Regions from separate parts of the Homo sapiens genome. Here all the other regions are linked to region 3. A link is a loop called in an ENCODE intact Hi-C map of the cell type or tissue named here. Cell type or tissue: A673. All regions are shown on one strand. Region 1 overlaps SH3PXD2A (SH3 and PX domains 2A). Region 2 overlaps CFAP43 (cilia and flagella associated protein 43). Region 3 overlaps SH3PXD2A (SH3 and PX domains 2A).

Evidence for each region. A loop is a pair of places that touch in the nucleus more often than their neighbours do. Peaks named below come from ENCODE experiments on the same cell type or tissue, not always from the same donor. Only the 100,000 strongest peaks of a DNase experiment are listed, where the experiment ranks them.
Region 1: it touches region 3 in a loop (2.4-fold over the local background); 11 of 110 quality-filtered maps call a loop at or near these places.
Region 2: it touches region 3 in a loop (5-fold over the local background); 18 of 110 quality-filtered maps call a loop at or near these places.

The regions. Positions count from the first base shown.
Region 1 is chr10:103,791,149-103,799,148 of GRCh38, reverse strand. All of the region lies in intron 2 of SH3PXD2A (SH3 and PX domains 2A), which reads left to right. Among named protein-coding and RNA genes, the nearest start is that of SH3PXD2A-AS1, 48 kb to the right of the region's middle. In A673, no CTCF peak of the experiment used is centred here; DNase peaks (open chromatin) are centred at 3,078 and 3,308; H3K27ac peaks cover 7,273 bases.
Region 2 is chr10:104,204,990-104,212,989 of GRCh38, reverse strand. CFAP43 (cilia and flagella associated protein 43) reads left to right here. Exons shown (of 38, transcript NM_025145.7): 5 at 833-983; 6 at 5,166-5,325; 7 at 6,960-7,027. Among named protein-coding and RNA genes, the nearest start is that of MIR609, 9.9 kb to the left of the region's middle. In A673, a CTCF peak has its summit at 3,192; a DNase peak (open chromatin) is centred at 3,189; H3K27me3 peaks cover 581 bases.
Region 3 is chr10:103,709,645-103,717,644 of GRCh38, reverse strand. All of the region lies in intron 5 of SH3PXD2A (SH3 and PX domains 2A), which reads left to right. Among named protein-coding and RNA genes, the nearest start is that of SH3PXD2A-AS1, 33 kb to the left of the region's middle. In A673, CTCF peaks have their summits at 4,566 and 5,848 (motif pointing right); a DNase peak (open chromatin) is centred at 4,534; H3K27ac peaks cover 1,959 bases.

The sequences.
Region 1 (8,000 bases), 82 kb before region 3:
GGCACTGGGGGCACATTCCCTGGGACCGGTTACTGGCTGTCACCACGTAACTCCGGACAGGCTCCTTCACTTCTCTAGGCTTGCTTTTCTCATCTGTAGTGTGAAGGTTCAAATTGCCTGCCCGGTAGGGTTGTTAGGAGGAATGAATGAGTGAATCCACGTTTCTCCCAACACTTAGTTGCCTAGTGAGTTGCCTGGTGTTAGCAGGTTGCAGGGATGTTGGGCTGCATGGCTGGGGGGCGTCTAGGGGCTGGAGACCCACTCACTGATGTTGCTTTGTGGCTTCCCTCACTTGGCGTCACTCTGTGGTGAGCTCCCTGTGCCCAGTCCCTGCCGGCGTATTCAGAGCCAGGTAGGCCTCAGGCTCCTCTCTGAAGCTGTCCTCTGGGGCAGGGTGGGAGCCCGCTGGGAGCTGGGGTGTGGCCCAGGGGCAGCTCTCAGAAATGTTTTGCTCCTTTCCTTTTTGGCTGACTCTGAGAGTCCCAGGCTCACCAGGCCCACCTCCAAGGAGCTGCTCCCCGGGTTTCACCAACTCGTGGTTCTAAGCCTCCTGGGGGCCACAGACCCCTCTGTGAATCTGATGGAAGCCCTCTCCCCAGGAAAAGAGTGGATACATACAATTTTACTTGCAGTGGCAAGTGTTCACAGACCCCCTGTGGACCCCCAGTGAAGAACTAGCGAGGTGCGATGGTGTGCCTGTAGTTCCAGCTATTCAGGAGGCTGAGGTGGGACGATCACTTGAGCCTAGCAGGTCGTGGCTGCAGTGAGCTATGATTGCACCACTGCACTCCAGCCTGGGTGACAGAGTGAGACCCTGTCTCAAAAAAACAAAAAGAACTGCTGAGCTAAACCAGTTTAGGTCGTGAAGCATACATTCACACCCGGTACTACTTGGGCAGCACTTGGGGGTCTATTCAGATAACAACAGGAGGCCTGGACACCCCTTTGACCCCTTTGATAGACCCTTGGTTCCCCCCTGTACAAGTTGGTTCCCTGCACCCCAGCGTGGGTCTCCCCGTACTTCCCCTCCCTTATGTCTCCCTCTTCAGATGTTTTCCTTTGTTCCCGAAGGCCAGGCACCCACGAGGCGGCCTCGGGTTCCCACCTGTGTCACACAGCCCGGGAACCACGTGCAAAGCGATCCCAAGCGGTCGCTGACCCTCTCTGGTCATGAGTTGAGGGCCATACAGATCCAGTTTCATTCGGAACAGCACATGGACCCTCTGTTTCTCCCTCTGGGAGCACACAGGGAGATGGACACTTGCACCCTGCCCTTCACACTCTGCAGCCATGAGGCCAGGAAGCACTTGAAGGGTGCTCTGTCATCTGAACAGAAACCCCACACTCTTTGGTTTTTCCATTTCTCTCCACAGTAGCTTCCACATCAGCACAGCCCTTCCCCACCCCCTCACCCCCACACTCCCCACCCCCTCCCAGATTCTAAGATCTGAAGCAGAACATTTCTCTGGTTATTATCTTCAAAGCTCCTGCCTGGACCTAACTGCCCTGCATGTGAAGCCCTGCATGTAGATCCTTGGAAATGAACAGTCTCAGGCACACACCAGCCCTGAGAACAGCAAGCAGGAGGGAGCCAAGAGCCTGAGGCTTGTCCTTGGAGAAGGTTCCTTGTCCCTTTGGGGTGACTCATGGCATTAAGGACAGGGTACTTAGAACTCTGATGGTGCATTGAGGAGCTGTTCACCGGAAATGGGGAAAGTCAGAGGGTTGGGAGAGATGGAGAGAACCTCCCCCCGCCACCGATCACCTGGTAACTGCTCATTCCACGCTTTCTGAAGCCTTAGGACCGTGCAGAGCAGAGCCATTTATCTCAGCGTCCCCTTCCCATCCCACCACCCACCTTCTTCTCTCACAGCTTACCTGCTACCTGTGAGGTCTTGGATTAGGGTTGCCAGATAAATATGAGATGTCCAATTAAATTTACATTTCAGATAAACAGCAAATGCTTTTTTAAGAATAAGTGTGGGCACTGGGCGTGGTGGTTCATGCCTGTAATCCCAGCACCTTGAGAGGCCAAGATGGGAGGATTGCTGGAGTTCAGTAGTTCAAGACCAGCCTGGGCAATGCGGCAAGATCCCGTCTCTACAAAAAATAAAAAAAATTAGCCGAGTGTGGTGGCATGTGCCTGTAGTTCCAGCTACTCAGGAGGCTGAGGCGGGATAATTGCTTGAGGCCGGGGAGGTCCAGGCTGCAGTGAGCTGTGATTGCGCCACTGCACTCCAGCCTGGGCAACAGAGTAACACCCTATCTCAAAAAAAAAAAAAAAAAAAAGATGTTCCAAACATTTCATGGCATATACTTACACTAAAAAACGTTATTTGTCGTTTATCTGAAATTCAAATTTAATTATGCATCCTGTATTTTCACTTGTTAAATCTGGGAGCCCCAGCCTGGCTGAGTGTGAGAGGCGAGGGTGGAAGTAGAAAGATGAGAGTCCAGGCTGGCTCCGGGTAAGAGTGGATGGGCCTGTGCTGAGGCCCCCCAGGCAGCAGCTTTTGTACAGAGCAGAAGTGGCGCAGGCTGAGGAACACACTTTTGAGAAGGACAAGGTCTCTTCCTGCCAGGAGTCTACATCTCGTGAGGAAGGCAAACTTGGAAACAGTTAAGTCCACTGTAGATGAACTAAATACTAGATTGAGGTACAAGCAACATGCTATGAGATGAAGAGGAAGGAAAGAGCATTCTTGGGAGAGGGAACAAAGAAGATGCCCATATGGTCTCTCTCTCTCTCTTTTTTTTTTTTTTTACTTTTATTTATTTAGTTTTTAGAGACAGGGTCTCGCTGTGTCGCCCAGGCTGGAGTGCAGTGGTGTGATCATGGCTCACTGAAGCCTCAGCCTCCCAGGTTCAAGAGATCTTCCAGCCTGAGCCTCCCAAGTAGCTGGGATCACAGATGCATGCCACTATGACTAGCTAATTTTTTTTTTTATTTTTTGTAGAGACAGGGTCCCACTGTGTTGCCCAGGCTGGTCTCAAACTCCTGGGCTCAAGTATCCTTCCGCCTCGGTCTTCCAAAGTGTTGGGATTACAGGCATCAGCCACCACACCCGGCCCCCATATGGTCTTAATTAGTGACAGCAGCCTAGGGTGACATAGCCAAACACCCACACTCTAGTTTGGGGGGATTTGGTTGTTTTTTGAGAATTCTTATCAGGGTAAAATATGTCTCTGGTTTCCTTCCTTCCTTCCTTCCTTCCTGCCTTCCTTCCTTCCTTCCTTCCTTCCTTTTCCTCCCTCCCTCTCTCCCTCTCTCCCTCCCTTCCTTCTTTCCTTCTTCCCATCCTTCCAATATTAAGTGTCTGCCTTGTACATCCAGGCGGTGTGCCAGCTCTGGGACACATTGATGATCCAAAGCAGATCTGGTTCCTGCCTTTATGGGTCTCACAGCTTAGTGAGGGAAGACAGATTTTAGTTAAAAAACAAAGACAAACAATATTGTTTTACACCATTCCAGATGTAACAAAGGAAGGTGCCATAGACATATTATAGGGAAACCTTATACTCTGGGATCAGGGCAGGCTTCCTGAAGAAGTAAGTTTTATCTGACACATCAGTGAGTTATTTTATCTTATTTTACTTTTGAGATGAGAGACTCTTTTATGCTTCTAATGAAAGCCAAAGACTCTCTCCCCAGACAAGTGCATGAATGTGCACCTGTAATTCTAGTAACCTTTTTGGTTATCCATACCCTGCCTGAAATCCATCCATGAGCACCAGGATAACACCCTCTGCTCTTCTCCAGACCTTCTTCTCTCCCCATATCTCCTGCCACGAGCCTTCAGACCCAGACTCACACGCAGGGGCTGCCCACTTAGAACCCCCAGGTACGGAGGCTTTAAAGCTGTACTGTCCAACGCGGTGGCCACTAGCCACATGTGGCTATTTAAATTAAAGTTAATTAAAAATTTTTGAAATTAAATTTTAAAAATTAAATGAAATAAAAGTAAATGTTCAGTTCCTTGGTTGCACTTGCTAGATCACAAGTACTCAGTGGCGGCCGTGGCTAGTGGTTGTGTATTGGGCAGATATGGAACATTTCTATTATCACAGAAAATTCTATTAGACTGGTAGCTTAGACAACTTTGAACACACAACAGGCTTGAGCTGGCTTTCTGGCCACCCTACAGTGATCTGTCACCTCCCAGCCCCTTCCTGAGTTGCCCCCTGAAATCTTCTAGGGCCCTGGCAAGAAGAGGGAGATTATTCTCCTGCACAGTTTGCCCATCCTTAGGGCTTTTCAGCTCAGCGGCTATTCCAAACACTTCTTCTGGAAACCAGGTCAGGTTCCCGAGAGGGCTTCTAAGAGCCTTTCAGATGTGAAGTTAAGAACAGGGAAGAGGTGAGGCTCTTAGTCTCCAAGTGGAAATTGGTTTCTTCTAAAAATAACTCACCACTCAGCCCTATCTGACCAGGAAAAGGACCTGTCCCAGGGAAAGCTGACCAGGACAGGGCCTAACGTCGAGGCCCATTTGGTGATTAAGGGCCTGGGTTGCTTGGAGGTGCAGTTGAGGTGGGAGGAGGGGCGGCAGATGCCCTTTTCAGTTGCTTTCTCACGGGTGGCTGGACCACGTTTCCAGCCTTTGTCTATTTCCTTGCACAGCTCCTTCCTGGTCCCACTGAGGAGGGGCCGGAAGACTCTCTGAAGCCCTGGCTCCATGGACGGTTGTTTCACAACCTGACCTACAAAGCGCTGGGCTACAGTAATTGCTCTGCAAACACCGACTCCACCATGCTGCTATTGCTTTAGTCTGAACTCTGGCCAGCGAGTGCACAGGGTCAATATTTGATCAGAACTGGGAGAGGCCCTTTATTTTCCCCTGCACCGCTTGGAAGATAGAGTTAAGAGGGTTGTTCAGGTTTGCTCATTGGCTCTGAAGGACTTAACCTATTTTGACAAGCTTTTCTCTCTATTCCTTATTCATCTCTCCAGACTCTCCACCCATGCACCCCACCCTGGGGTCACACTCACTTTCCAGCTCCCCAACAGCCCACCTCATGATGGGTGGAAAAATTATAATTCCTGAATCACTAACAACCAGCCTTGGAATGAATGTGTATATGGGTGTGGGTGTGTACTGATGTCACTTACGGAGCTTTATGGGATCATTGCATTTTTAGAGTTAGAGGAGTTCTTATTCCAAGTGCCTCACTTTGCAGGTAACAAACTGTGTTAATTTTTCTATTCATTAAATTTATATAAGCTTTCATTTGGTTTAATATCCAAAGCAGGCCTCAGCTGAGATCAACCTGGGGTGATCCCAGTGTGTGCCAAGAACCAACCTGAAAGCAGAAAAGAGGAGGAAATGTCTCTTCCGCAGGCACTCTGCCTTTTAATCATTGAGGGAATTTGTTCGAGATTACTGACCCTAGACTAAAGCGATGAGGCCACAGCCTGGGGAGGTAACCTGCTAAGTTCTAAGAATGATCTTGTACCAAGGATTGCAGAGAGCTCCAGCACACCTGGTGTGGCAGTGCCAGCTCCAGAATGTGCTGAGCATGGGTCATTGTGAATGCTCACATGCCTTAGACAGAGGAGAACATCAGCCTTGACTGAGGTCATTCACTGGTCCCAGGCAGGCACAGACAGCCTCATGTTGTTTGCAATGGCAAAAATGGGAAACAGCCTAAAAGACCATCCATACAGAGTTGCTAAGTCAACTGTGATATTCTCACAGCACTTAGTACAGCAGTCAAAGCAAATGAGACTGATCCATGGGTGGATCTCCAAGAAACATTCTGAACAAACAATGCAAGTTTCAAAACAGTACTTATAGTATGATAATAATTATATAAAAAAAAACCCAAGAACAAGATTTATATTTTGCAGGTACATATCCAGCATATGAATGTAAATGTTTTTTAATCTAGAAGGCTGTACTCCAGATTGGTATCCGACTCATCTCTAGATGGGGGTTAGGGATATCAGTAGGAGGAAGGGCTTGATAAAGGGGGAACCTTATCTTAATGTTTTACTCTTTTAGAAAAGGAGAATGCATTCATATATTATTTGCAACATTAATATTGAATAGTTAAAGAGTCACCTATTGGGGGAGCTAGGGTTGGTGGGAAGTCAAAAATAAAATATGTCTTTCCTGGTCATTATGGTATAATGGGACAGAAAGCACAGGTGAAAAAAGTAAACATAAGAACATGTCTAACAAGGAGGACATGAAACTCATTATAAAAATCACATTACCTCATATTTCCTGGACCATCATTCTAGATCATTCCTGTGGAATGTAAACTGGTTAGATCCCATTACAACCAACCCCAGGGACCTGTCCAAATTATCTTGTCCAACTGGAATCTTGTATTCAGATATTACTCAAAATCTGCAAACTACATATTGAGGCAGGAAGCAGTTGGGTGGGGGTTCTTGTGTCATGACGAAACTGTACTCAGAGTTGTGTGTTGCTGGGGCACAGTGGCTAAGGGCATGTGCTCCAGGGCCAGGGCACTTGGGTTTCAAGACCAGCCCCAGCGCTTACTGTCTAAGCTTTGATGAGTGATTTAACCTCTCTGTGCTTGATTTCTCATCTGTATAATGGGTGTATAGTAATAACTGCCTCACTGGGTAACAGGAAAAATAAAATGACACAGTCCATATAAAGAAAGCCCTTAGGATAGGACTGGCACAGAGACGCCAGACAGGTAAGCTGAAATGTCACCAATTAGGCCCTCAGAAGCTTAAAACTCCAAAAAGCCAGAGAGCCCCACTCCATCTAGAGACAGAAGTTTCTTCCTGTGCCCCGTTAATGTAGACATCACTTTCACCAAATAGCTCGGCCTGCCTCCAGGGAAGAGAGGCAGAAGGCAGTGTTAAAGGTTTTCTAGATAAATGATTTTCACCTTCAAAGTTTAACTACAAACCTATTTCCCTTCCAACAATGCTGTTAGGAAAACATTGTTTTTTAAAAAGTAATTATTAGTTGACAGCTTTTCCTTGCTCCTGGAAAGAGGCATCTTTGATTCCTGAAGGAACACATAGGGGTTCCAGGGGAGCCTTGTGGGGCTTCCATCGGCTCTTGGGGATTCCCTGGCTGGCTCCGCTCCACCTGGGAGCTGGCTGGGCTCCAGCGCCCCTTTCAACTTGTGCCTGTGGCCTGAGTATGAACTCCAGCTTCCTCCTGCCTCTCCTGAGTTCCCCTTTGGCAGATCCTGTTAGCAGGTGAGGGAGTTGTGGAATATTGGGAGAGGAAGACCAGGGTGAACTGGCACCTCTGGGCAGGCTCAGGATGGGAAAGCCAGTTACCATTGAGTTTGAATCCTGGGGTTACCTGGGTCCGGCTGGAGGGTGTTGGGAAAAGTTTGGGTTGATCTTTTTTCCCCTTTAAGCAGATGGAGTTTGCAACTTCTCGTGCAGTTTCCCAACCTTGTGGGTTTAGGAAGACCCCTGTGCTTGTGGGGGCCTCTCAGGTCCAGAGCAACTCGGGACCTGGTTCCAAGCAGATGGAGAGAGGTACGGAAGGAAGGTGGTGGCAGCGGGGATAGAGCATCTAGGAGAGGTCTCTGCACATCTATGCATAAAGGGAAATAAGACCCAGAGGGCTGAGCTCAGGCCCTGAGAATCACCGCCTCGGGGCCTGCCCTCAGGAGAACTCTCCACCCAGCCAGAGCCTGTGGACATCAAGAGAGCTGGGGAACTTGTGTGACACTGAAGCCGCTGGGAGTTGTCAGATATGCACCGTGCTGTGGGTCTGTGTGGGAAATCACACCTTTCCTATACAGTTGAGGACTCGCTCTGTGAGCCTCATTTTGGATGGTTGTGTGCATTTGATCCAGGCCCAGGGTATTCACGGTGTTCACAGGGTGTTTGGCCAAATCCTATTCCTAATGGACTCAAGGCCCTGTCAGATCAGACCCTCATTTGTGCAGTAGAAAATCAAAAGCCATCTCCGCCCTTTGCTGCACCCCCAGCCTCTCCATGGGGTCAATGTGGGATTTTCATACAGCGGGGGAAGCTCTTTTGTAAACTGGGGAAA
Region 2 (8,000 bases), 500 kb before region 3:
ATACTGAGTTGTGACTTTTCTGTAAGCAAATAAAATGGGAGATAAAACGAGTGGATTGTCCTAGTTCACAAAGCAAGCAGGATTCAAACACACTTCAGCCTTACATTTGAGTAGTAGGTGCTGTTTTTATGTGATTGTTTTTCAAAATTGTTTATCATTTATAAAATCTAGGCAAGGAAGTTTTGAATTTAATGCATGAAACCACAAATTCTCTAAATTAACCTTTATAACCATATTATAAATTAAAAGTAGATATATGATAAATTTGAAAATGAACTCAATATCAGAGATTATAAAAGTAGCTGAATACAGCCTGAATATATGTTTAAATATATATTTATTTTAGTCTACAGTGTTTTTCATTTGAATTAGTTGCCAACATTTAAAGTTTAAGAGATTTCTCATAAATATCCAGGTTATAGTATTCTCTTGAAATTTTGGAATCAAAATTCTCACATGTCAACAACCCTCTTGGCTTGAACTGAGTGGTCCCTGCCACCTTGAGGAGGGACAAATATTTTCCCATTTTCCACTGTCCTCACCAGTCACATATCACCTGCCCGACCCTCATCCAGTATTCAAATTTACAACTCCTGCTTTAGATATTAACTTTCAAAAATTTTTATAATCCCTCAGTACTTAATTTAAAACTGTGTAACTTGTCTTTTTACAACCTGTTATATATTTTTAAATCTATCATTTGGCTTTTATCTTCTTATTTGATTTTTGCAAGTTATAATACCTCCCCACCTCACTTAAACTGATATGCAGTGGTTGCATCAATAAGAAGTTTCTGTTCATCTCATTGTTCTGATGCCTCTTTTGTCTACAGGTCGGTGAAATTACCTCTAGAAGATGGGTCATTTTTTAATGAAACGGATGTCGTTTTCCCCCAGTCGTTGCCGAAAGATCTCATCTATGGTCCCGTGCTGCCACTGTCAGCCATTGCCGGGCTGGTAGGCAAAGAGGCAGAGACTTTCCGGGTAATTACCTGGCACCTCTTCCTGTTTGCCTAATGGGTTGAGGTCTAGGAAGCCTGATCTCATTTGATTGGCATAACCATCCCTTGAGAAATGCAGGATACAGAGGATCATCTTGGTTTTTAATATAGATTAGCCACAGAGACTGTGAGAGATGAAGACTCTGGAGTTTTGAGTTTGGATGACTGGGATGATGACGGCATTGCTAACAGAGACAGGGGGCCCAGGTGTGATTTCCATTTTGGGCATACTCAATTTGGGGTGCAGGGAAGACACCTAGGTGGAGATGCTGGGCAGAAGTTGGGAAAGTGGACCTAGTGTTAGGGAGGAGAGGTGGGACTGTCAGTGTCATTCTCACAGATAGGACGGTGGGAGCACTGAGGGGATGTGATGAGCAAAGAGAGAAAGGGTGCAAGGGAAGAAAAGAGAGCCAGAGCCAGCTGACTGCTGAACTCAGGGGCGAAAGGAATTCTGAGAAGGCGCAGTCACAGAAGTAGGAGCAAACCCGGGAGGGAGGAACAAGGCCGTAGGAAACAGCAGAAGAAAGTTTCAAAAGGGAGTTTGCCAGGTGTTACACACCCATTCATTCATTCATTCATTCAACAGAGATTTATCAAGTTTCTTCTATGGAGCAGACACTGTTTTAAGCAATGGGATTCGCATGGTGGCCAAGCAGGCTCCATGTAATTCTCATGGAGCTTACATTCTTGTCAGGGAGACAGAACTACAACAACAAAAGTAAAGAGTATTGTTCTTTTGTAATAATTATCACATTTTGCAATGATATATTGAATCATTACAAAATGTGGTAATTATTACAACAGAATAAATGGAGACAGGGCAGCAAGGATGGGATGGGCTGGTTAAGGAAGGCCTCTGGGGAGATGACACTTAAGCTAAGATTTGAAGGACAAGGAGGCATTACTCATGTTACAAGCAGGATAAAGAGTGTTTCCTTTGGGAGGCCGAGACGGGTGGATCACGAGGTCAGGAGATCGAGATCATCCTGGTTAACACAGTGAAACCCCGTCTCTACTAAAAATACAAAAAAATTAGCCGGGCATGGTGGCGGACGCCTGTAATCCCAGCTACTTGGGAGGCTGAGGCAGGAGAATGGTGAGAACCCGGGAGGCAGAACTTGCAGTGAGTCGAGATCACGCCACTGCACTCCAGCCTGGGCGACAGAGCGAGACTCCGTCTCAAAAAAAAAAAAAAAAAAAAAAAAAGAGTGTTTCACGTGGAAGGACCTGCATGTGCAAGGCCCTAAGGGAAAAAGAGAACTTGGTATGTGTAAGGAACTGAGAAAAGATGCATATGGCTGGAGCATGATAAATGAAGTGGAAGTGAGGTGTGGGGTGCTATTCAAGAGACAGGCAGGGAACAGAGGGCAGCACCTGCAAGACCTTTGGGATGAAGGGAGAAGCTCCACTTTTTTGGCCCTCTTGAACCTGCTATGCTTTACCCTTGTGTTAAAAATTAGCTGGGCATGATGGCAGATGCCTGCAATCCCAGCTACTCGGGAGGCTGAGGTGGGAGAATCACTTGAAGCCGGGAGGCGGAGGTTGCAGTGAGCCAAGATTGCACCATTGCACTCCAGCCTGGGTGACAGCGAGACTCCGTCTCAAAAACTAAACTAAGCTAAACTAAAATAAAAATAATTCAGTGTGAAGATTAGTTCATTCAAAAATCTCTGTGGCAAGCAAGAGAAAGGGTTACATGCCCTTAATATTTCCTCTAATGAATGTCAATGATTCACCTTTTTAAATTATGGAAAGAGATTATAGTCAATCTCCTGCATTCGTGGGTTCCACTTCTGTGTATTCAACCCACTGCAGATCAAAAATATTCAGAAAAAAGTTGTATGGTTGCATCTGTACTGAATATATACACACTTTTATTTCTTCTCGTTATTTCCTAAACAATATAGTATAACAACTATTTATAAAACATTTACATTGTATTAGGTATTATAAGTAACCTAGAGATGACTTAAAAGTATATGGGAGAAAAAATAAAATAAAATAATTAAAAATAAAGAAAAAATTTACAGGGGGATGTATGTAGGTTATATGGAAATACTATGCCATTTTATGTAAGGAACTGGAGCATCCACAGATTTTGGTATCAGTGGGGGGTCCTGGAACCCATCCCCTGTGGATACTGTAGTTCCTTTTATAGCACAGGTCTCAGCCTTGGAGATATAACTGCATTCAGCCACAGTGGGGCAGCAAAGGAAGAACAAAGAGATCAGCCATCAAGGTTTGCAACTCAAATTTTTCTATGTTTAGTATTTGGTGCCAGAGCCCCTAAATTTCTACTCTCTCAAATTGGGTTTTTCTGGGCAGAAAATATGTGTAGGAGCCCTTATATTTCACATTTTGTACAAACATAACGAACTCTGCATAAAACATTTAAAATTCAGGCAATTGTCCTTGTCATTTGAGAAATGCTATGAAATGCCTTCTTTAAATACTCAAATGTGGAGTTATTATTTTAAAATGCTCATAATAGACATCTTTATTTTAAAACCTTTTTTATTTGTATAAATTTAAGGGGTACGCCTGCAGTTTTGCTATGTGGATATATTGTCTGGGCAGACATCTTTATTTCCTAGGACTTGTGCACTCAGTGTATTTTAAATTTTTCTGAAAGCAGAAATGTAATATTATAGTTTGACAACCCTAAATCATTCATGGATTATTAATAAAGCCATATATTTTGTATTTAAGTTAGACATTTTCCCAGTAGTTTACTTTTTCATTTTGTAGCAAAATAAAGTGAGGAAAATGTTTAAAACATTAATTAATGTCTGTACAATGAGTGAAAGCATAACCAAAAATAGATCTCAAATGTCTTGATTCTATTCCCTCCTTCAATGTCATTTCTTGTGACCTGGGTACCAATGGCAAGGGAATCAATAATGACTCGATCTGTATAAGGTCTTAAAAATGGATAAGTTGTGGACTTTTAAAAAATTACAAACATCAAATAATCCCATTATCTATTCATAGCTAATGCCAGAAGGGTACATTACAGGACTTTAAATAGCCCTGAGTCACATTACACAACTTATTTAGGGCGTTAGAAATGTATCCAGTTTTAAGTCGTAGCATGGGGGAAATCAAAGGCAGATGTTATCTGGGCAGAAATTGGATCCAAGATCATGAACTTAATCTCAAGTGTCTAATTTCTATTTTCCATCTACCTTTTTAATTTTTTCAAACAGATGTTGCTAAATAGGAATCTCTTTTAGAGACTCAAATATTTTGAAATATATATGGATTTTTACATTTTCTAAAGCAGGATTAAATTGGACTGCAATTTTTCATGTTTTGTCATCATGTGATCAAAATGATTTCTGATTCTAGAGGACTGAAAAAGGAGATGATATTATCAACAAACATTTCTAAACACTACTGGTACCCTTTATTTTTAAATATCTCAGAATTATAAACTATTGTTTCTGCTTACATAATCCATATACTCACATTCATTTTTAAATGTCATCAAATATATTTATTGATGAAAAAGTAATAGGAAGACAAGCCCAGGTTTGTCTTAAAGAAAAAAAAGCCACATACAATACTAGTTTAACATACCAAGGCCAGAAAATTTCAAATTTTAATCTTCACATTTTGTTTTATACACACAGATTCACTGGTATTGTGCAAATGAGAGACATGGTGTTTTGTTGTTGTTTTGTTTAAGATTTTGATCCTATTGTCATTTCAGTTAAGTCTGTCTTTGTGATTTATAGTTTAAGGTTAGATGTCATAAAAAAAACTCAGGAAACTTTTCAATAATGGTGATAACGGTGAATAACTCTCTTCCTTATGAGTCAAATCTCAATCAGACACCACAGAAGTGTCACTATTCAGCAGCAGTTTAATTTTTTGGAGTGGGAAAGGTGGTTTGCCTTTTTCTTGATCCACTGGGTGACCAGATTGTTACCCAACTATTTATTTTCTAACTATCTAAGGCTATGAGGGCATGAAAGGTACAAATAATAAATTAAAGTCAGTCTGTCCTTAAAAAAAATTATTATGATGAATGCTCAATGTTCCTATGTTTTCTGCGTCTATGGGGTTAAGTATGGTTCCTTTTTGTCAGTTGTTCTGGTGAGTATTTCTCAGGCTTTTAGCCGTGATTGTTTTCTTAACACAAGGTTTTATTCTCTCCCTGAAGCCGAAAGATGATCTATATCCTTTGCTTCACCCGACTATGCATTGCTGGACTCCAACAAGTGACTTGTACATTGGCTGTGAAGAGGGTCATCTTTTAATGATTAATGGAGACACCTTGCAAGTGACTGTACTTAATAAGATAGAAGAGGAATCGCCATTGGGTAAGAAACTGTCCTACTTCATATTCCTGTATAGCCATGGGTGTTGGTTTTTTTGGTTTTCCCTATTTTTCTCTTTCTTGGAGACATCTTTGAATCCTCCTTCTTCTTAATCCTCTGGCTGTTACTGTGCTGTTGGCATTCTACCATCACTTTATATGCATATTTCATGTAATCCTCAGAACAACATTATGAGGAGAGACACCTTAATCTCCACGATACAGAAGAGATATGTTAGGAAACATGGCCCAGTCCACGTAAACTGTGGAGCTGACACCTGAACCCAGGCAATAATACCTCAGAGTCCAAGTTCTTGGCTACTGTGCTGTATCCTTTTCTATACATATGCCCATTCTGCTTAGTCTGCTAATCATACCCTTTCCTGCCCCCACCCCAACCCTTTTCTCCAGGCTGATCATCTGTTAAGCCCAAAAGCCATCTTGAAAATTACCTTTCTATTGCTCGGTTAGAGGTGTTGTTTTTTTGGTTTTTTTTTAGACAGAGTCTCATTCTGTCACCCAGGCTAGGATGCAGTGGTGCAATCTTGGCTCACTGCAACCTCCGCCTCCTGGGTTCAAGCGATCTCGTGTCTCAGCCTCCCAGGTACCTGGAATTATAGGCACACACTACCACGCCTGGCTAATTTTTGTATTTTTAGTAGAGATGGGGTTTCGTCATGTTGGCCCGGCTGATCTTGAACTCCTGACCTCAAGTGATCTGCCTGCCTTGGCCTCCCAAAGTGCTGGGATTACAGGCAGGAGCCACCACACCCTGCCATATTGCTCAGCTAGAATTTGAAAGATAACCTGATCTATTCTGCCCTAGATATAGTGTCTATTCCTGACCCTATCAGCTGTGGCCATGGTTGGGCCTGGGCCACAGGAGCCACTGTCCACTCATTGAGCAGTAGATGTAGACCCTGGGAGGAGGGGGCCTTGCCAAGACAAGCTCCTCAAACCTGTCCAAAGCACTCTCTATTTCAATTGCTCTTACTATTTCACACCTTGATTTCTGTAACAACTTTAGGATGGACTTCACTGACCTTAATCTACATCTGACCCAATCTATGCAGTTTATCTCTGTCAAATTGCCTCTTTGAAGGCCACTTTTAACACCCAGCTCAAGAACTGCTCTGCCTTGATTTCACGCTCTCCCTAATCTGATCCTACCTACTCCATTAATATTATTTCCAACTATGCCCTGGTATGAGTTTTCTGAGCCAGTCATTTATTTTCACCATTTCACAGACATGCCTCTAGCCCATTCCCTTGGCACTTACTGTCTCTGAATCTGCCAATGCCCAGCTCAAATACCACCCCCTCCAGCAAGTTTTCCCCATTGCATTGTCCCTCATCTGCCTTTTTTCCTATTCTCTGACTCACTTTCCCTGTAAAACTGAGGCCATGAGGTTTCACTTCCCTCCCAACTCCCTTTCTCTCTTCCCTTTACTCCTACTATACCCTCCAGCCTTGCTCCTCTCTCTAATCTAGCATCTATGTTAGTTACATAGATCTGATGATAGAGAATTCAAAAACAACTTATAAGATTTACATCAGTAAAAGTAGCTTTTATTATTCATTGTTACATTGTACTTTTAATTACGTCACCTGCTTTACCTTGTTTTTCTTTTCCAGAAGACAGAAGAAATTTTATCAGTCCAGTAACCTTGGTATATCAGAAGGAGGGCGTGCTGGCTTCTGGAATTGTAATGTATTCTTTTTTTCAAATTAATTGGTTTAAAGAAAATTCACAATTCCCATTTGTTGCCATTTACTATTATGAGCCATATTTTAGGATGTCAGATCTGTCACATTATTAATTAAAATGGTTTCCTCTTTGGGTACTATTAAAAAGGATTTATTATGAATAGCTTCAAATCTATACAAAATAGAGGGGACGATATAATGAACTACCATATATTACTGCAAACAAACACAAATAGAATTTAAAAATCCATTGCCCTTCCGCAATGAAAAAATACCTAATATCTGTAACCCAATTCCATGCTCATTTCTACACTTAATGTATTAGCTTATCAGACACGAATTTGGAATCCTTTGTCTAAGCTGCAGCTTAGACTCTTGTGAATGCCCATTTAACTTACATGTATCATAATGTTATTGTTGATATTCGAATCAGTATTAATAGCCTCCATTTACTTGGTGCTTGCTTTGTGCCAGGCACCAAGCTAAGTACTTTACTTGTATTATCTTATAGGTCCTTACAACAACCTTATCAAATAGAAACTATTGACATCCTCCTTTTACAGACAAGGAATCTAATCTCACAGAGTTCACCAGCAAGTAATTGGAAGAGTTAGGGCTTGAACATAGGTGTATCAAACTCCAAAGTCTTTGCTGTCATTTATTAGAACTCAGCCTCAGTAAGTAATAAAAGGGGTCAGACCATATTTTTCTTTTTCTTTTCTTTTCTTTTTTTTTTTTTTTTTTTTTTTGAGACGGAGTCTCGCTCTGTCTCCCAGGCTGGAGTACAGTGGCGCGATCTCGGCTCACTGCAAGCTCCAACTCCTGGGTTCACGCCATTCTCCTGCCTCAGCCTCCCGAGTAGCTGGGACTACAGGTGCACACCACCACGCCCTGCTAATTATTGTATTTTTAGTAGAGACGGGGTTTCACCGTGTTATGCAGGATGGTCTTGATCTCCTGACCTCATGATCC
Region 3 (8,000 bases):
CTCTGTCTGTAGATTCCCAGGAGGATGCAGTTCTGGTGGGAGAAAGATCTGGCCGTAGGGCCCCAGGATCCACCTTTGCATCTCTGCAGCCTCCTGGCCCAGTGGCCACGCCCTCATTCTTTTCTTAGCTTGTCGCCAGCCTCCATGCTCTGCCCCATGGTTCCCTCCACCAGGAGCACCCTCCTCTCCTCCCCACTCGCTCTGGAACTGCATCCTACTCTGTCTCCAGACTCAGCTTGGGCCCCTCCTCCAGAAAGCCCTCCCTAGAGCTGGCAACCTGGCAGCCTTGGGATCTGTTTATGGATCTCTCCCCACCAAGGAACCCACATCTCTGGACCCCCAGGACCTGGCACCTAGTAAGTGTTGGGTGATTGCCCAACTGTGCCAAAATAAAGCCAGGCTATTTAATAGAGTTATACATTGAACTGCCCACCTCGGGGAGCAGAGCCAGGAGGATTCTCAACCTCTCCGGAGTCAGGGGGCCAGGGGTCAGAGACCAGCTCTGCCACTTGCCTCAGGCAAGTTGCAAGGCCCTTGTGTGCCTCAGTTTCCTTTATCTGTAGAGTGGGAATCGTTGCTGCCTCCAAAGGCAGTTGCGAGGATGATGCTTTAGCACACATAAAGTGCCAAACAAACCTGGCACGGTGTCAGCACTGCCAAGGCCAGTGTTTGCTGTCCCCATCATGGTGGGATGGGGACATCCCGGGTGGAAGCGCACAGCAGCAGCAGGCCCACATCACTTCCCTCCACATACATACACACGTTCTCCACTTCTGGAGATGCAAGGCTGCCTTTGCAGCCTCAGGGCTGAGGTTGCAGCCTTCTTGACCACTGCTGGCAGTCCAAGCCTGTGGGCAGGGTGGGCACACATGCCTTTGGTGCACCCATATCACAGAGGGGAAAACTGAGGCCAGGGCTGAGCTGATCTGCCCTGCTCTTGTCACTCACTTAGTATCTTTCTTCTTGGGCCTCTTACCAGCCCACTGGCCTTACCAGCCCACCTCTTACCCACGATGGGACACATAGTGGGCCCACACAGTGGGTAGACAGTCACCTCCCACTTCCTGCTCTCACCCTGGGCTTATCCCTTCGGCTTGTTTCTTCCTGCTGAAGCCAGCCATGATCCTGGTTAAATTCTTGACATTGCATGGGAGGAGCAGATAGCCCTGCTAAACTGGTTTCTGTTCTTCAGCCCAGGGCCACAGAGCCACCCTCTGTTGTACAGTAGAACAATGCCCCAATGTTCCGAGGGACCTGGGGTGAGAGGAGGATGGACTGAGGCCAGGCCAGAACCATCCCTGCCTCAGCCTGCCCATCAGGGGCCCCCAACACTCCCCATGGGGCAGAGTCCACCCCCAGTGTCCCTGCCTCCTGCGGGGAACCCCAGGGCAGGCCAAAAGGGGAGGCCATCCTGCGGGAGGCCTGCCCCAGCCAGAGCACAGGTTTGGGAACTGGGCCGGGCTGGTTAAGGTGGTGCAGGGGCTGGCTTAGGACACTGAGGGAGGCTGCCAGGGAAGGAGGGCCAGGGCAGAGGCAGATGCTGCTTGGGGCCTGGGGTGGGAGGAGGTCAGACTCAAGAAAACACTCTCCTCTGCATGACTTTCTCATCCTCCCCTCCCATTTATATTTTGGGGATGGTTGTTTCATCTTGGACTGCATGGTAAAATTGTGGGGAGTCCAGTGAGGGGGACAGAGGTTGTTGCTGCCATTTGCCTGGGAGAAGCAGAGCCCAGGAGGACAGATGAACTCTGCCAGCCCTGCTTCAGGGTTCCCGTAGGAAGACGAGGGGCAAGGTGGTGTGTGTGGCAGTGCAGCTGGAATAGCACTGAGAATGTGGGGTGTCTCCTCCAGGAGCCCCACATCCCCAATCCCAGTCGAATGCCAGGTCTGGCCTGTTCGGGAAGGCAGGGCGACTGCTCGGCTTATGTCTGGCTGCCAGCCTCTTGAGTTAGAGTCCAGGCTTCCCTGCTCACCAGCAGCATTGCTGTGGGTTGACTGCGTGGCCTTCCATTCTCTGTAAGTCACCCGGAGTCACTGCTCCGGCACTGGGGAGAATGAATTGGGATGATGCGTGTGGATCACAAACTGGGCACTGAGTCATACACCCTCCTACTCCCTTCCTTTTCCTAGGAGGCAAATGGAAGGTTGTGGACAGAGCCCTGGAACCTCTCCACAGCAGCCTCCCTTCACTCTGCAGGTAGTTACTGAGTGCCAGCTGTATGCCAGGGACCGCGTAGGCTAATCACCTCAAGGGTCAAAGCTGAAATTGTGAATTGAGTTAAATTAACTGCAGTGGCAACTGTGGGGACACCCAGCTCTGCCTGTGAGCTTGAATGGCTCACTTCTCCTCTTCCAGTCTGTTTCCCCATCTGTGCAAGGCCCCCGTGGTACATGTGGCAAAATGATTGTGAGGTTCAAGGGAGCAAATGCGTAGAAAATGCCCCTATGTACTTAACCCATCACAAAAGCTCAGGAAATGGGATTTTCTGTTTTTCTTCTCCTTTCCTCCATTAGCCCAGGCCTGGGTACAGAGCAGCCACCCCAAAAAGGCTGGGGGAATGGAATTGGGTTGGCCGAGCTGAAGGTGAGAGCTGGGAGAGGAGCATCTCACCGCATCCCTCTCTGCTCTGGGAGTCCTGGCCAGGGCTGGTGCTGCCTGTGGAGCGAGGCTGCCCCTACCACCCTGCAGGCTGTTGGAAACTCCAGGGCATCCCAAGTCCCTGTCTCTCCTGGGGGATTGGGGTAGAAAGTCCACCCACACATGCCTGGCTGCATTCTGGTCAGACACCTATCATCAAGATGGCTCTGTGTGCTCTGTAAAGCCCTGCCACCACCCATCTGGCCAGGGACGTGGGCCACACTGTCCTTGCAGCCCCCTGCCACTGGCTGCTGCACAAATAGCCTCTTTATGTTGATGGGCAGGAGGGCCAGCTGGACCTTGGAGCTGTGGGAGGCTGAGGGAGGGAACAGAACGTTAGATAAATAAACCTTGTCCATCCCCTGCCATGCCCCCTTCAACCTGGGTGGGCAGGTGGCAGGAAAATGCCCACAGGAAGCTGTGTCCAACCCACTTGAAAGGGGCATTGGCCGTGGGGAACAAGGACTTCTGCAGGCTCAGCTGTCATGCTGGGTCGGCGAGCTGGAGGGAAGCAGATTCAAACACCCCCAGTCCAGCCCAGCTCATAGCGCACACGCCTGGGAGGCCCATGTCCAGGGAGAGAAGATGACTCTGTTTTCAGGCCTGGCACAGGATTTTCTTCAGGGTGGGGAGGAAGGTGGCAGGGAAGGGTATCCTGGTGCAGGAGTGTGTGGGGGTAGACTGGGTCCCCCATTAATTTCTTGGGCTTGTGCATTCTATGTTCTCTGAAACCTCAAGACCCCCATGTGCCCACTCTCTTACCCCCAAGGAAGGCCTACAGAGCCCTTTGGAGCCTCTGGCGGAAGGGGTAAGCCCTGGAAGAGCGCTGAGGCCTGCTTTGCTGTTATGTTGTGTTCAAGGTGGGTCTTGGTTCCCCTGTGGTTATCACTACCCTCCATGTTCCTAGTCCCTGGGTAGTTACCCCTCCATGGGGAGTTTAAGGCAGAACTGAACCTAGAACCTGGGTCTTCGGCCACTGGGACCAGCCTTCCTCTGTTGCATTCTTGTGGGAGGCGTGTGTTCATGCAAGTGTTTCTAGATCATCTCTATGTGAGGCCCGGGACTTCAGAAGTAGCTCAGTCCCCACTCTCGGGGCCCTGGTGGTCTAAGGGGGAGGATAGCATGGCATGGGCCTGGCTTGCTTCCACAGGAGGCAGCAGACCATTATAGGCTCTGGCAAACCCTGGCTCCTCCCCCACCTGCTGTGTGGCCTGGGAATTATTTAAACTCCCAAAACCTCAATGTCCTTGCCTATAAAACAGGGCTTATAACAGCTGCTGATAATGGGGAAGACAGAAAAAGAACAACTGATTGTAATAGGTGCAGGGCCTTGCGCAGCAACAAACCAGCCTGCTGAGGTGGTCAGGAAGGCCTCCCTGAGGAGGTGGCATTCAGGCTGAGACTAAAGCAAGAGCTCACTACTCAAGGAGAGTGGCAGAGGAGGGCATCCAGGCCAGAGGGAGTCCCTGAGATTGTGTTTCAAGGATTGAAAGAAATTTCATCTTCCGTGAGAGTAAGGGATTTTTGGCTAGGGCTAGGCCAAGAAGAGATAGGCCTGAGGCAGTCATTAACAATCGCTACACTTCAGCATCAGGTAAATGGGCAGAACCTAGGGGTCTCTGGGCTATCTCCTGGCTCTGACATTCTGAGGTCCTAGCAGAACCAGTTGGCTATTGCAGTGGTCCAAGCATGCAACAGTCAGGATCTAGAGAGGGGCTGGATGGCTGTGGGAATGGGAGATATTCATAGACATAGTCCGAGATGAAAGGGACAAGCATCCAGAGACCTTGTGACTCCTTCCCCTTCACAGGCTCTGTAAGTTGGATCTTGAGGGTGGTTGGAGTTTGGGCACGTCTGTAACTTTGGGTCACTTTGAAGCCCTCGGTTCATGAGATACATGTGTATCTGGCTCCACCCCATGGCCATATCGGATATTACAGCTCCCAGCGTCTGGCTGATGCTGTACTAAAGCCGTGCTGGACCCTTGAGCATGGTTTATCTTGTTTGAGCATCCGTACAATCCAGGGAGGCCCATGCTCCTTTCTGCAGATGAGGGACCTTAGGCTGAGACTGGTTGACTTACCTCTCAGCTAGGAAGTGTCAGAGGCTGGACTCATGCCATTGCCCTTCAGCTCCAAGTCCACACCCCACACGGGGGTGAGCTGAGGATGAAGTGAGAAGCACCTGACCCTTGGCTGGGGCAACTAGCTCCAAATTTCAGGATGGGACCCTTCATCAGACAGAAGGGCAGAATAACTGCATCAGGACGCCATGGTTGCCATGGTCACCACGGGGGCTGAAGGTAGAGTTGAAGGCATGTGCCACATTTGGGATCTTTTAAGGGGAACCCAGGTTTCCTGCTGGGCCACATCCCTGAAAAGGTACAAGGTTTGCTGAGACTGCCAAGTCTGGTCCAGGCCCCCCAGGGCAGCCTGTTGAGACCCTTCCCCCAGCCTCAGGAGCTCCAAGGAGGGGCTTCCTATCCCAGGAGGGTTCAGGCCTCTGAGGAGGGGTGCTGCCTGGCTGGTACAGGCTCCTCTGATGGAACAGACACAGGGAAACCGGTTCTAGAAGCACTCAGAAAACCAGGTTTCCCGCTCCCAAACCACAGACTGAGCCCTTGGCTTCCCACACCCTCTCTCATGAATGGCCCATTTGGTCATGGGTCCAGAGGGCACGCAGATGGCTACGTGCAAAACCCCACCCAGGACATGTGGCCCGGAGCATGGCTCAGTGGTCAGAGCCAGAGGGAGAGTTTCCCCCAGACAGCTTTACTGAGGTATAATTTACATGCTATAATATGTACTTGTTTTAAGTGTACAATTAATTCATTGATTACTAATACTTTTACAGTTGTGCAACCATCACCACAATCCAATTTTAGAGCAGTTCCATCTCCCTTAAAAGATCCCAGAGGGAGGTTTTGGGGTTATTTTCTTTCCTTTTTTTTTTTTTAATTTTGAGACAGGGTTTCTCTCCATTGCCCAGGCTGGAGCTCAGTGGCACAATCGTGGCTCACTGCAGCCTTGACGTCCCAGGCCACCTCAGCCCCCAAGTAGCTGGGACTGCAGGCACACACCACCATGGCAGGATAATTTTTTTATTTTTATTTTTTGTAGAGACGGGGTCTGGCTCTGTTGCCCCTGCTAGTCGCAAATTCTTGGCTTCAAACGATCCTCCCGCCTCGGCTTCCCAACGTGCCAGGATTAGAGGTGTGAGCTGCCATGCCTGGCCACCAGAGGGACATTTTATATTCTTCCAAACTCCAGGTTTTGGAGACCTGTTGGTATCCCTTCCCTCTGCTCCTGTGTGAGGGGAGGACATGCCTGTTCCCAGGGACTGAGTCTCTGCCCCACTTGCTGCTGCTGTCATTTCTGGGCCCTCTGGTAGTTCCAGCTGCTACGCTGCCCTTGCACAGATTGCTCAGTAGCCCGGGGACGAGGTCTGCCTGGCCCTCCCGGTGCAGCTCTGAGGTGGACTAACCACTGAGTTGGCGCCCAGGGTGAAGGGGGAGGGTGTTCATCTCAGTGGGCACGTTCCCTGCGTATTGATTCCAGTGGCCCAGCTGGGTGTTCACTTTGAACTTCATCCCCAACCCCAGGTAGTTACGTGCCCCAGGTCAGTGGGAAGGCCACCTCAAATGCAATGCTTACTTCCCCCCAAACTTCTTAGAAGGCCAGTAGGTGCAGGCAACAGGCCAAGAGGCTGCACCACAATGATGCCCAACTTTCTACCCAGGGAAATTCCAGGTGTTCTGGCAGCTCAGCTGTTTAGCAGAAAGTGCATGAGGAGCTGATTATCAGCTTGGCTTTTTATAATCATTTTTCCCTCTTGGGATGCTCCTGGGAAGGAAGGTGGCAGAGCTGTTAAGGGAGGTGGCCTTGGACTCACAGGTGTAACTTCAGATCCTGGTTCAGCCCCCCACCAGCTATGTGCCAGGTGGGGCAACCGTTTTTTATTATTATTTTTAGAGACAAGGTCTCTGTCTCTCTCCCAGTCCTGGAGTGCAGTGGCACCATCACAGCTCACTGTAGCTTCAAACTGCTGGGCTCAAGCAATCCTCCTGCCTCAGCCTCCCGAGTAACTAGGACTACTGGCACATGCCACCGTGCCCCACTATTTTTTAAATTTTTTGTAGACATTGGGTCTTGCTATGTTGTTGAGGCTGGTCTTGAACTCCTGGACTCAAGCCATCCTCCTGCCTTGGCCTCCCAGGCAATCTTTTAACCCCACCTAAACTCACCACTTACTCACCACACCTGGGCCTGCCATCCCCACCTCTCACCCCAATACTGGGACGTCTCACTTGTGGCATATACCACAGAGGTAATTAAATCCTTAACATCCGGCTTCCCTGAGAGGCTGCACACACCCTGAGGGCCGGGACATTACTGCCAGGCATCTACCATATCCCTCGTGCTAGCTGAAGGATGGACACAGTAAATGCAATAAATGGAGAGGATGACTGTCTGTGGGCCTTATGTTCCCCCAGGAGTAAAATAGGGACCATAGAAGTGGCAGCATAGGGTTACTATGAGGTCTAGAAAGCTAATAATAGCTCAATTACTGTATCTCACCATGTGATGACATTCTTCTAAGCGATTTACATTTTTTAAATTATTATTATTTTTTGAGATGGGGTCTCACTCTGTCACCCAGGTTGGAGTGCAATGGTGCGATCTCGACTCACTGCAACCTTCACCTCCCAGGCTCAAGCGATTCTCCTGCCTCAGCCTCCCAACTACAGGTGATGCCCAGCTAATTTTTTGTATTTTTGGCAAAGGCAGGGTTTTGCTATGTTGCCCAGGCTGGTCTCAAACTCCCGAGCTCAGGTGATCCACCCACCTTGGCCTCCCAAAGTGCTGGGATTACAGGTGTGAGCTACTGTGCCCAGAGGACTTTTTTTTTTTTTGAGATGGAGTCTTGCTCTGTCACCCAGGCTGGAGTGCAGTGGCATGATCTCAGCTCACTGCAACCTCCGCCTCCCGGGTCCAAGTGACTCTCCTGCCTCAGCCTCCCAAGTAGCTGGGATTACAGGTGTCCACCCCCATGCTCATATTTTTAGTAGAGACAAGGTTTTGCCATGTTGGTCACACTGGTCTCGAACTCCTGACCTCAGGTGATCCACCCACCTTGGCTTCCCAAAGTGCTGGGATTATAGGCATGAGCCACCTTGCCCGGCCAGCCTACATGTTTTAATTCTCTAATTTTTGCATCCATCCTATGAAGTGGGTATAGTTGTCATTTCCCCCTAGTTTGCAGATTAAGCCACTGAAGCACAGAGAGGTCATGTGACTTGCAACGCCAATAACTGGCAAATATGGGCTAGAACCTCTTACCTATCCTACCCCTCAATGAAGCT